2 separate regions of the Homo sapiens genome follow, and region 2 is linked to region 1. A link is a contact called in ENCODE Hi-C or POLR2A ChIA-PET data. All regions are on one chromosome and are shown on one strand. The core of a region is the stretch at or near the end of the contact, and the rest is flanking DNA. Distances in the headings are between cores, read along the strand shown.

The links. Hi-C counts contacts between places; a loop is a spot of excess contacts on that map. ChIA-PET counts read pairs that join two places held with the same protein, here RNA polymerase II (POLR2A). Pooled maps may share reads with other maps.
Region 2: a loop to region 1 is called in a map of heart right ventricle, with 4 times the contacts of the local background. The contact joins two enhancer-like sites. A Hi-C loop is called at or near these places in 25 of 168 maps with a recorded cell type or tissue (B cell, CD14-positive monocyte, Caco-2 and 19 more), 29 of 37 single-sample maps with no recorded cell type and 28 of 50 pooled maps. POLR2A ChIA-PET finds 5 or more read pairs at or near these places in 11 of 52 experiments (A549, AG04450, Caco-2 and 7 more).

The regions. Positions count from the first base shown.
Region 1 is chr11:34,597,974-34,602,726 of GRCh38, reverse strand. No RefSeq gene overlaps it. Among named protein-coding and RNA genes, the nearest start is that of EHF, 21 kb to the left of the region's middle. RefSeq lists an enhancer at 2,399-3,598. Within about 2 kb of position 2,271, at least 15 of the 41 ENCODE cell types and tissues checked have a DNase peak (open chromatin) inside an H3K27ac peak, as active enhancers do; they include PC-9, where a contact is called at or near this core.
Region 2 is chr11:34,648,581-34,653,556 of GRCh38, reverse strand. It overlaps EHF (ETS homologous factor), which reads right to left. Exons shown (of 9, transcript NM_012153.6): 4 at 4,476-4,538; 5 at 1,947-2,015; 6 at 1,752-1,820. Among named protein-coding and RNA genes, the nearest start is that of EHF, 30 kb to the right of the region's middle. RefSeq lists an enhancer at 2,664-2,913. Within about 2 kb of position 2,921, at least 10 of the 41 ENCODE cell types and tissues checked have a DNase peak (open chromatin) inside an H3K27ac peak, as active enhancers do; they include PC-9, where a contact is called at or near this core.

The DNA of each region.
Region 1 (4,753 bases), core at 1,022-3,521:
CAGCAGATAATCCCGTCTCCCCTCCACTAGCATACTTCTTTTCTTCATTTGGAAATGGAGGGCTCTTTCCTTGTGGTGGATGATCGGTTCACTCACTCATTTACTGGTTCCCTCATTCAGCAGATCCCCACTGATTGCCTGCTGGGCACCTCATCCTGTTCACATAGAATATGCTGCTGGGGCCGGACATCTCTGGCTTGCCTCCCGGTTTTACCGATTAGGAACCTGGGACCCAAGAAGGTGAAATGACTCAGCCACAGTCTCGCAGCCGGCAGGTGGTAGCACTGGATTTAGATCCAAGTGTCCTGACTTGCACTCCACACACTGCCTGCATGAAGGGCATGGCCAAGTTCTATAAGGAAATTTGTCTCTTCACCTCCATCATTCACCTGGCACAATGTCTGGAGCTCGCTAATTGTTGGCAGGTGGAATGAATAGTTTGAAAGCTAAATCTGAGAATGATTGTGAAACTAACACAAGAACAGAAAACCAAACACCGCATTCTCACTCATAAGTGGGAGTTGAACAATGAGAACACATGGACACAGGGAGGGGAATATCACACACCGGGGCCTGTTGATGGGTGCAGCAAGCCACCATGGCACATATATACCTATGTAACAAACCTGCATGTTCTGCGCATGTACCCCAGAACTCAAAGTATAATAAAAAAAAAAAAAAAGAAAATTAAATCTGTACTGAGCACAGAGCCATATAATGTGAAAAGGGCAGTGTTTCTCTAACTGTAATGTGTACACCAATCACCTGAGATCTTGTTAAAATCATGGTGCTAATTTGGGGAGTTTGGGGTCAGCTGGGGATTCTATAGTCCTAGCAAGCTTCCAGGTGTGGCTGACATTGCCAGTACCAGACCAGAACCTGAACAATGGACAGCACACTTTGAAGCCAGAGCGCCCAGATTCGAAGTCCAAATTTGCTACTTATCGGCCGTGCAGCCTTGAGCCAGTTATTTAAACTGACTGTGCCTTGGTTTTCTTGCCTGTAAAAAGAAGGGTGGTGATGATAATGGAGTACCTGCTTTACAGGGCCATTGGGAGATTCAAGTCAGGTAATAAGTGTTAAGCACTTTGTCTAGTGTCACTTGCGCATACAAGGCACTCAGAGGGCAGAAGGTGGAAGGAGAGCCTTCCTTGAAGTAAGGCAGCCTTCTTGCTTTCTGCCCCAGACCCCACCCCAGAAAAGTCAACGTATTCTTCTCCGGGATACAGCTAGTCTTGATCCAAACCATCAGACCACCCTTGAACAGCTCCTGAAAACAAAAAGGATGAGCTCACTCTAGCCAAAATAATCATCAGATCAGCCCAGAATGTGACCCCAGCCCCAGCTGTTGCACAGCTACGTGAGCCCAGCAGATGAAAATGTTCCAGCAGGCAGATGTGGCAGGGTGCTGCTTTACAGAGTTGAAGTTCCAGCTGGCAGTCGTTTAGATTTGTTTCCCCTAAAAGCCTCTTTCCTTGAGCACACTGACAGCAGAGACCCTGTCTGATTTATCTTGGATCTCTGCACCCTGCACAGAGCTGGCATAGTAAATGGGCCAAGCTGAATTCCAGGCCCAGACCTTAGAGATAAGGGAAGGGCTCCTTGAAAACTGCTCCTGTTTGTCTTCAGGGCTGAGGCATGGCTGAAGGAAAGGGCCCTAGGAGGAAAGGGGCAGCGGCTGCCACTGGACCTCAGCCTGGGATACTGCAGCCCCTTAGAGACTGTATGTCAGCTCTCTCCAGTGAACAAACTCAGTTTGATCGCCAGTTTCTCTGCGCGGGCCAGGTTCTGGCGTGTGCAGGCAGGGAAGCACTAACCTCTGGGTTGGGCATTTTCTCAATTGTTTCATTCTCTCTCTCTTATCTCCAGCTAGTTAGTGATTAACTGCTCTTTGAAAGTTTCCCAGCCTCCCCCGAGCTCCCCAAGAGCACAGGTGGCCACTGGGTTGGAGCAGAAGAACCTGACTGAGGGCCCAGTTCTCTTTGCAGGACAGGGAGGACCCAGAGGCACAGCCACTGGGTCATGGGCCCAGTGGGGTAAGGCCAAGAGGTTTGGCGCTGTGCTGCCTGCCAGGGGTTACTGGGAGGGCATCAGAGAGGCATGTCTGCAGGCGCCGGTTCCTTGGAAGTCTGTGGGTGAGTGGGTGGGGGTGGAGAGGGACAGAGGATACAACCAGGATCTGGGAGAGAGAGAGAAGCTTGACATTATCTCCCCACCACCAGGGGCTTTCTGTACAAACCCTCACCCGGGGCAGCTTTCATCAGATAACACCTACACTTACAGACAGCCCCCATACGTTGGAGCAACCACCTCCCACAGCTTTTTCTAGTAAGCCCCACCCCAGCTGAACCACAAAGGAGACCAGGTAGAAGAAGCAGCTGACTTGGTCAAGGAAGCACCATCCAGAACCTTCCAGGAGTCGCTGAACCCTTTCCTTTCAGAGTGTGGGCCTCTCCTTCATCTTTTCCTTTCTTTAACCCTGGGATTTTTTATTAGAGGTTTATAATTCCACAGAGGGACTTTCAGGGAGACCTGTAAACCTCTAAAAAATACAAACAATATGCAATATATGTTTTGGCTGAGTGTAGAAGCCCATCCTAGAAAAATGTACTTAGATATGTATTGGATTTTCAGCCCCTGCCCGCCTTCCTGTCTTGCTGCCTCTTCTGTGGGTTGCTCCCTCTCCTTCCTGGAAGCCCCTCTCTCTTCTGCCTGCCCTGTCACTGACCTAGGCTCTTGGCTGGCTCAGGGGAGAAGCAAATAAAAGAATGATAGTGGTCGGGGTTGGACAAGTGACAGTGGAAAGGAGGGATCATATTTGGAAACTGCTCTCCCCCTGTGGTCGCTTCAAGACAGGAGCAGGAAAAACCCGGGCAGGAGGCTTGATTAGAAACTAACCCCAGATGAACTCTCTGTCTGGTATTTCCGGTAGGGGGTAATGACACTTGCTTTTGTGGCTGGTTTGTGAAAAAGAATGGGTCTCCTCATAAAGGAGAAGAAAGAGATAATCTTATGAGTACTAGCCCTGGGAATTCAAAGACAGATGATGGGGAGGTGGGGCAGGAAGAGATTAATTTCAGAAGAATTATGACTATGGCTTCTCGACCTCTTGGCTAAGATCGAGTGCAGAAGAAGTATGACTGATGCATTAGTAAAGGCAACCAGAAGAGGACTGGGCAGCGTGCTCTGTTTGTTTTTGATGGCACCATATTGGCTAAAGGCTTTCTATCCTTTTGTGCCTTCGCCAGGTTTGTTAGAATGGCTTCCAGCGGCAACTACCAATAACTCCTAGGGGACCACCTCAAGACTGAAGGTGAGGCAAAGACTGTGGACTATGAAGCACCTCTTTGTAGCCCAAGTTGCAAGAGGAGCCTAGCAAAGGAAATCAGATGGCAGCAACGCAGAAGAAGCACATGGACGAATCCTCAGAACCCATAGTAGAAGAAACATTTGGGTTGGGTGGATTACCCTGACTTTCAGATATGATCTTCCCCTTCCAGAGGTTGAACAGGACCTTTCTAAAAATTTCCCATCTGCAACTTCAGTTGGCAAAGTGCCTTTGTTTCTTCCAGGGCTGAGTGGCCATTTTTACACCAGTAAAATTCAGAAAAAACAGATGTTTATACAACTGATTTCTTTTTCATTCAAGTGAAAATTACTTTATGTAGGTGAATCCCAGAGTGAAAGAAATACATATTCTTACAACTCAAATTCACTGCTAAAAAAAAGAAAGCACAGAAGGAAGTCAATAAAAAATGAGCATCATTAAACACATAAAAAGATGCTCAATCGGCCAGGTGCAGTGGCTCGTGCCTGTAATCCCAGCACTTTGGGAGCCGAGGCAGGCAGATCACTTGAGGTCAGGAGTTTGAGACCAGCCTGACCAACATGGTGAAACCCTGTCTTTACTAAAAATACAAAACTTAGCCAGGCATGGTGGTGCATGCCTGTAATCCCATCTACTTGGGAGGCTGAAGCAGGAGAATCACTTGAACCCGGGAGGCGGAGGTTGCAGTGAGCCAAGATAGCACCATTGCACTCCAGCCTGGGCAACAAGAGCAAAACTCCATCTCAAAAAAAAAAAAAAAAAAAAAAAAAAATGACACTCAACCTCACTGATCATCAGAAACACTAACACATGAGAAGCCACTGCATTTCCTTCAAATTGGCAAAATTAAAAAATCTGATGATAATAATTGTTGGCCAGGATGTGATGAGGAAGGAATTCCAACCCACTGCTTGTTCAGGAGTGTTGATTGTTATAAATACTTTGGAGAGTGATTTGTTAATATCTAGAAAAGAGGAAGATGCACGTGCCCATAATCCAGCAAATATAAGCCCATGGAAACTTTACTGCATGCTCACATGTACAAGGATATTCAATGCATCACTACTTGTCAAATGAACATTTGGAAGCAAAGTAAGTGCACCTCAGTAGGAGAATGGATACACACATTGTGCCAGCCATCACCATTTGTTATTTCATTTATTCTTTTATTCATTTTTCATTAAATATATTTCCATGAGTTTGTATTATTATACTATGTAGAGAATCACCTGGGAAGATTGTGAAAAGGGCCGAATTCCTGGTCCTACCCTCAGAGAGATTGAGTCTGGGAATGAGTCCAAGAAATGGGGCTCTTTTCTAAGTGCATGTGATACAACTGCATGTGGTCCTGGGTCACACCATATATAACCATTCATTCTGCCATTGGATTTCAAGTTGGATTACAAAACTTGCAGGGCTATGTGT
Region 2 (4,976 bases), core at 1,672-4,171, 50 kb before region 1:
GAAATGGGGAGCTGCAGCAAACAAGGATCAGAAGGGTAAGGAGAGAAGATTCCTGAGCCCATCTTAAGAAGGACTATTGAAAAATACAATCGGTGGACTCAGGAGAGAGCGAGTTCCTTGCTACTGCAAATGCAAAAGCAGAAACTGGCCTCTAAGGCCCCTATTGATTTTGAGATTCTAGAAGGTGTAAGTCAAGATGTAGAAAAGAGGATGGCCCAGCTGTCAGGGCAGCAGAGCTGTAACTATGATGTTTTTGTTTCCCGGGTGCCTCAAGACCTACTAGCCCCTGAGGCTCAGGAAGTGGTTGGTTCAGCTTTATTCTTAGTTGGAATTTTTTGCCGTAAGTCAAAGACCCAAGTGGAAGGATGGAAGGATGGAAGGATGGAAGGATGGAAGGATGGAAGGATGGAAGGATGTGGGAGATGACACTGTAGGAAGTCGCAGAGGAACTCAGAGTGTGACTTGGGAGGTTTCCTCAGCCCTGAACCCCATGGTCTTGACTGAGTGGCAATGATTGCCACAGAAATTTTACCCCGGTTGGCTCAGTTCCCCCAGAATAGCAAATACACAGCCAAGCCTTGCCAGTGTTTGATCTATTCCCTAATTTTAACAAATACCTCAAGTGACACATAATGCTAAGGACCACTGGGGGAAGGAGAAGTCGAGAGCTATGCTGGCCTCAGCTCTTAATCTCAATTCCAGAAGCATTTACATTGGCTCCCAGCCCCATCTCATTTAAGGGGCTTGACCCAAACAAAACCTCAAACCAAAACCTTTCATTATTTCAGTTCTCAAAAGCAAAAACAAAAACAGAAAAAAAGAGGAAGGAAGGGTTGCAGACTAATTTCTTTCACAAAGACCCAATTAAATCCCATTTCTGAAGTTGCTCCAAATTTAATTCCAGGAGAGAGGCACTATCACTTGTGACTGATGTCTAAGTGCCATTTCATAGACCCAAAGAGATCCACAAGTTCATACTCAGATCACGGGAAACCATAAGATCCTCTTTCAACCATTTCCCACACTGTACACGCCAATGCACCTATTTGTAGGTGGGGGTGGTAATCTGAAATCCCCTCTCCCAGACTCCCAACATCCCAAACTTCTCACCCAGTGTAACCTTGGTTAAGGAGCATGGATAGCCCCAGTTGCATCCAAGCTTAACCAAATGCAGCTAAAGTGAACGTAACTCATAAAATGCAGGTGCTCTGACTGATTAGAGAGCACTGATGAGTCATCGGAATTAGACTTAAAAACTGACAAAATAGTGTAACTGTGGGGATTCTGGAAGTTTCCAATGGCTACCCCTTCACCCAGAAACTATCACTACAGGTTCACGGACCTTTGAATTTTACTATGAGGTATTCTTTCTCTAAAGCCAAATGTAGTTTGTTGAAAATTAAATATAGCCTTATTTCCCATAAGTATACCCAAATATGAATAATTTTAGCAGCTATATTGCAAGAGTAAGTTTTCATTGAAAATAAAGAAAAGCCTAAACAACTTTTATTGTCACAACAGAGTGACTAGTTTCGTAGGAGACCAACATTTTGCCTAGAGGATCCCTACGGGTCATCTTCGATGTACAAATATTGCCTCAAAAGCAAACCTCGTCTAATGGTAACCCCATCCCTTTCCTAGCCCTTTAATTAGAAAGACTCCAGAAAGGCAGAAATGTAGAGTGTTGGTAATTCCCACTGATTCTCCCTAAGCATTAGGCATACCCAGCCTCAGATGTGATGACAGCTTACCAACAGGAAGGTGACTGGTGGTTGTCATGGAGATCTGAGCCCGGCAGAAAGTTTTGCTGTCCAACAAATCTGTGGCCATGAAAAGATAAAGGACATTTAGAGCACCCCCTCCCCCCACCTCACAATAGAACACTGTGGCTCTTAGACAAACTGAATAAGAATGTAAAGGGCCTTAAGTGTCAGGGAGTTAGTTACCTACTGTGCTACCATAGTTGGTGTCATATAAATAGTTCTCGTCTTTCCAGGTGTTCATGATGGAAGGCTCTACAAAAAATAGAGAAGGAGAATAGTCAGCGATCTCTTTTCCCCAGGGAGAAGAGGCTGCGTTTTCTAATTCATTGTTCATCAACAAAGTATGGGGGGTGAGGAGTGGTCCTCAGAGACAAGGGATATGATTCTGCTTCAGCTGCGTTACTTTATAATAATGTTGTCTAATTTTCCTTTCAGCATCCTCGGGGAAATGGCCTCATCCATGTGTTCTGTACCTATTGCATTTTTAGGGAAGTGAGAGAAGTTGCAAGAATGGGAACCTGTCCTAGACCAAGTGGTTCCTGGGAATTTTCCTAACCTGGCTTGGCTTTGTTCTGCATTCTACTGCATAATCACCAGAATATTTTTACCCTAGAGTGTGGTGGGGGGGAAGGCCTTGTTAGGGATTAATTTATTTAAATGTATAATAAATAATTAATGAGGCCTTGGGGGGTTAATGATATTTCTTTCAGGAAGAGTCTTGTCAATCTTATCACAGTTTCTTCCTTGCTGAAATCCAGAGATTTGTCATCCAAGTTGGGTGACAGCCCCCTCCCTCTAGGATTTTTCCAATTAGCTTAAAGGATGACATAAAATTCTCAAAACAAAACCAAGGAGAAGGGGTGGACTGTGTTACTAAATCAAACAAACACCTTTTAAGAGTGAAGCCCCACTGCCCCATCGCAGAAAAGAAGTGCTCTTGTACTCTGTCTCTCTTTCTCTTTCTTCTGTGTGCTGCGGTAAACACCTCTCACTTTGACTGACTCTTCAGATTTCAGATTCAAAGGGAACTCCCCTCCACCTACCCCAAATGGAGCTCAACTCCTACGCAACCCCCAGATCTGGGCTGGTCTCCAACAGAAGCATTTTGTTTCTTGGCTAGCCAAAAGCTGTAAGATCTCTCACCTCGTCCTCACCAGAAACTTCCTGCTTTCTCCTCACCGCAGACCTAGGTTACCCTCAGCTCCCCTCCTTGCTGGGTTCTGAGTTTTAGGGCCGGGGTGTAAGCCACTGACTGAGTTTCATTTTGTTTTTATAGCACAAATGATACAAAACCTGACTTACTGGCTAAGTCCTCGTGTTTACGACATAGGGATTTAGCCGGTATTTTAGCTAATAGCTACATGTTTGGACACCCCAAGCCCAATCTCTTGGGGTTACACCCTCTCTCCTTGTTGGGTCACCTTGTACACCTGTTGTTGTCTCTGAAAACAAACTGAACCAAAGAGGTATGGGGGTGTTGGCCCCTCTATGAGCTTCTTCTCCCCTCCTCCTAGGGTGGACCTTCTTCTCCACCCTTCCACTCAGCTTTTCTGAACTGGCAACACAAGAATGTCTGGATGGTCAAGAAGGAATTATCAAGTTATTTGGGACCTCTCCAGTATTACCCTGGCTCCTTCGGTGGGGCTATCTGACAGGTCAAGCAGGGGAGGGGGTGCCATCCTCCTGACCAAGTCCTGCATCCATCTCTAGGGCAAGGCCAGGCCTGTAAAGCACAGAACATCCAGATGGCCCATCCCCTGGCCTCTGAAGAGAAAGGCAGGGCTAGCAAAGCCTAATTTGCATGCTTAGCAGCTATTGCTTTTTTCTTTAATAATGGTAGGCCAGCCCACTTATGAAAGGGTAAATAACTGCATGGGCCAATTTTGGCCCCAAGTGACTCACAAATCACCTGCAGGTCAAATTCTGTCCTTGGTGACTGGGACACATCCTCAGGGAGGTCTATGGAAAGCTTGGTTGGCCCACGTGGCTCCCAGGCTCCCAGGCATGAACATGGGGAGTGACTTAGGAGCAATAGTTGCTGCACAGTTTTATGATGGCTCATGGACTTTGGAGGACAGTCTCCAGGAGAGAGATTTAGGACAGGGGAAAGGAAACGAAAATGAATGTAGATGCTATGGGACTGTAGACTCTGCTCAGAGCCCAGCATTTTGTCCTTCATATAAAAACACACCTAAGGCAGGAGCTGGGTTGCAGGTACCTTTGTACATCTCTGCAGAAGCTCCCCAGGGCCCCTAAAAATTTGTTAACTACAATACCAAGTTAGTATATTCACCCTTTTTGTGAAACACACACCCATCAAGGGAGGAGGGAGAGAAGAGGAGACATTGCCCCTTCCTCTTCTCTTTCCAAACTTGGCCACTCCCCTGACACTTTTTAAGGTGGGGAGGCCCACCATATATTCTGCTTTTCCTTGGCTGCTGGCCTGAGGTCTGGATGATGCCACAACCAGGAGTAGGAGGCAGAGAAGTGTGGCTCCCCATAAGTCTATAAATTGGAAATAGGTGGCAGTCACTGGTCGCAAGGGCAAGAATGAGATTCATGGTGGGGGTGGCCCATCAGAGACAGCCAGGGAAAAGGCCTCCCTGTGTTTCCTGCAAAAACTTGCCCCCACATTCTCTCTTGCCCTCTCCCAACTGTCCTCCCCGGAGCTTTGCCAGGCTAGGTTGGCTCCCTTTGTCCACTACTACTCACCAGTTTGTTCAGTCTTGACAATGACATTGTGTGTGGACTGGAACAGGTCACTACTGCACTGGCCTGTGAAGGACAGATTGGGATAGTCAGAGAGGGCCCAGATGGAGCCAGAACTGGATGCTTAAATAAGGACAGAACTGGCATCTTTGCAGAGCTTCTGCCATCCTACTGCCTGGTCACCTATGTTTGTTTATGGGAGGTGGTTTCTCTGTCAGCCTCTACAAACTCAAGCCTGCAGTCTCTGACCCCAGAAAATTGGGAATCTAAGGCACTACCTTAGAAGCAATTATTTGATGTGGTATAGTAAAGGCATTCAGTATGGTGGAAATAGAACTTCAGAAGCCCAGTTTTTCAACTACTAGCTATGAGGAAGGTGTGTGCACTTTACCTTTCTGGGTCTCAGTTTCCCCATCTGTAACAAGATTAAACTAGATAAGGTCACTAGATGACTTCTAAGGTGCTTTCCCATACTAAGATATGATATGAAAATGAAAATGTAGG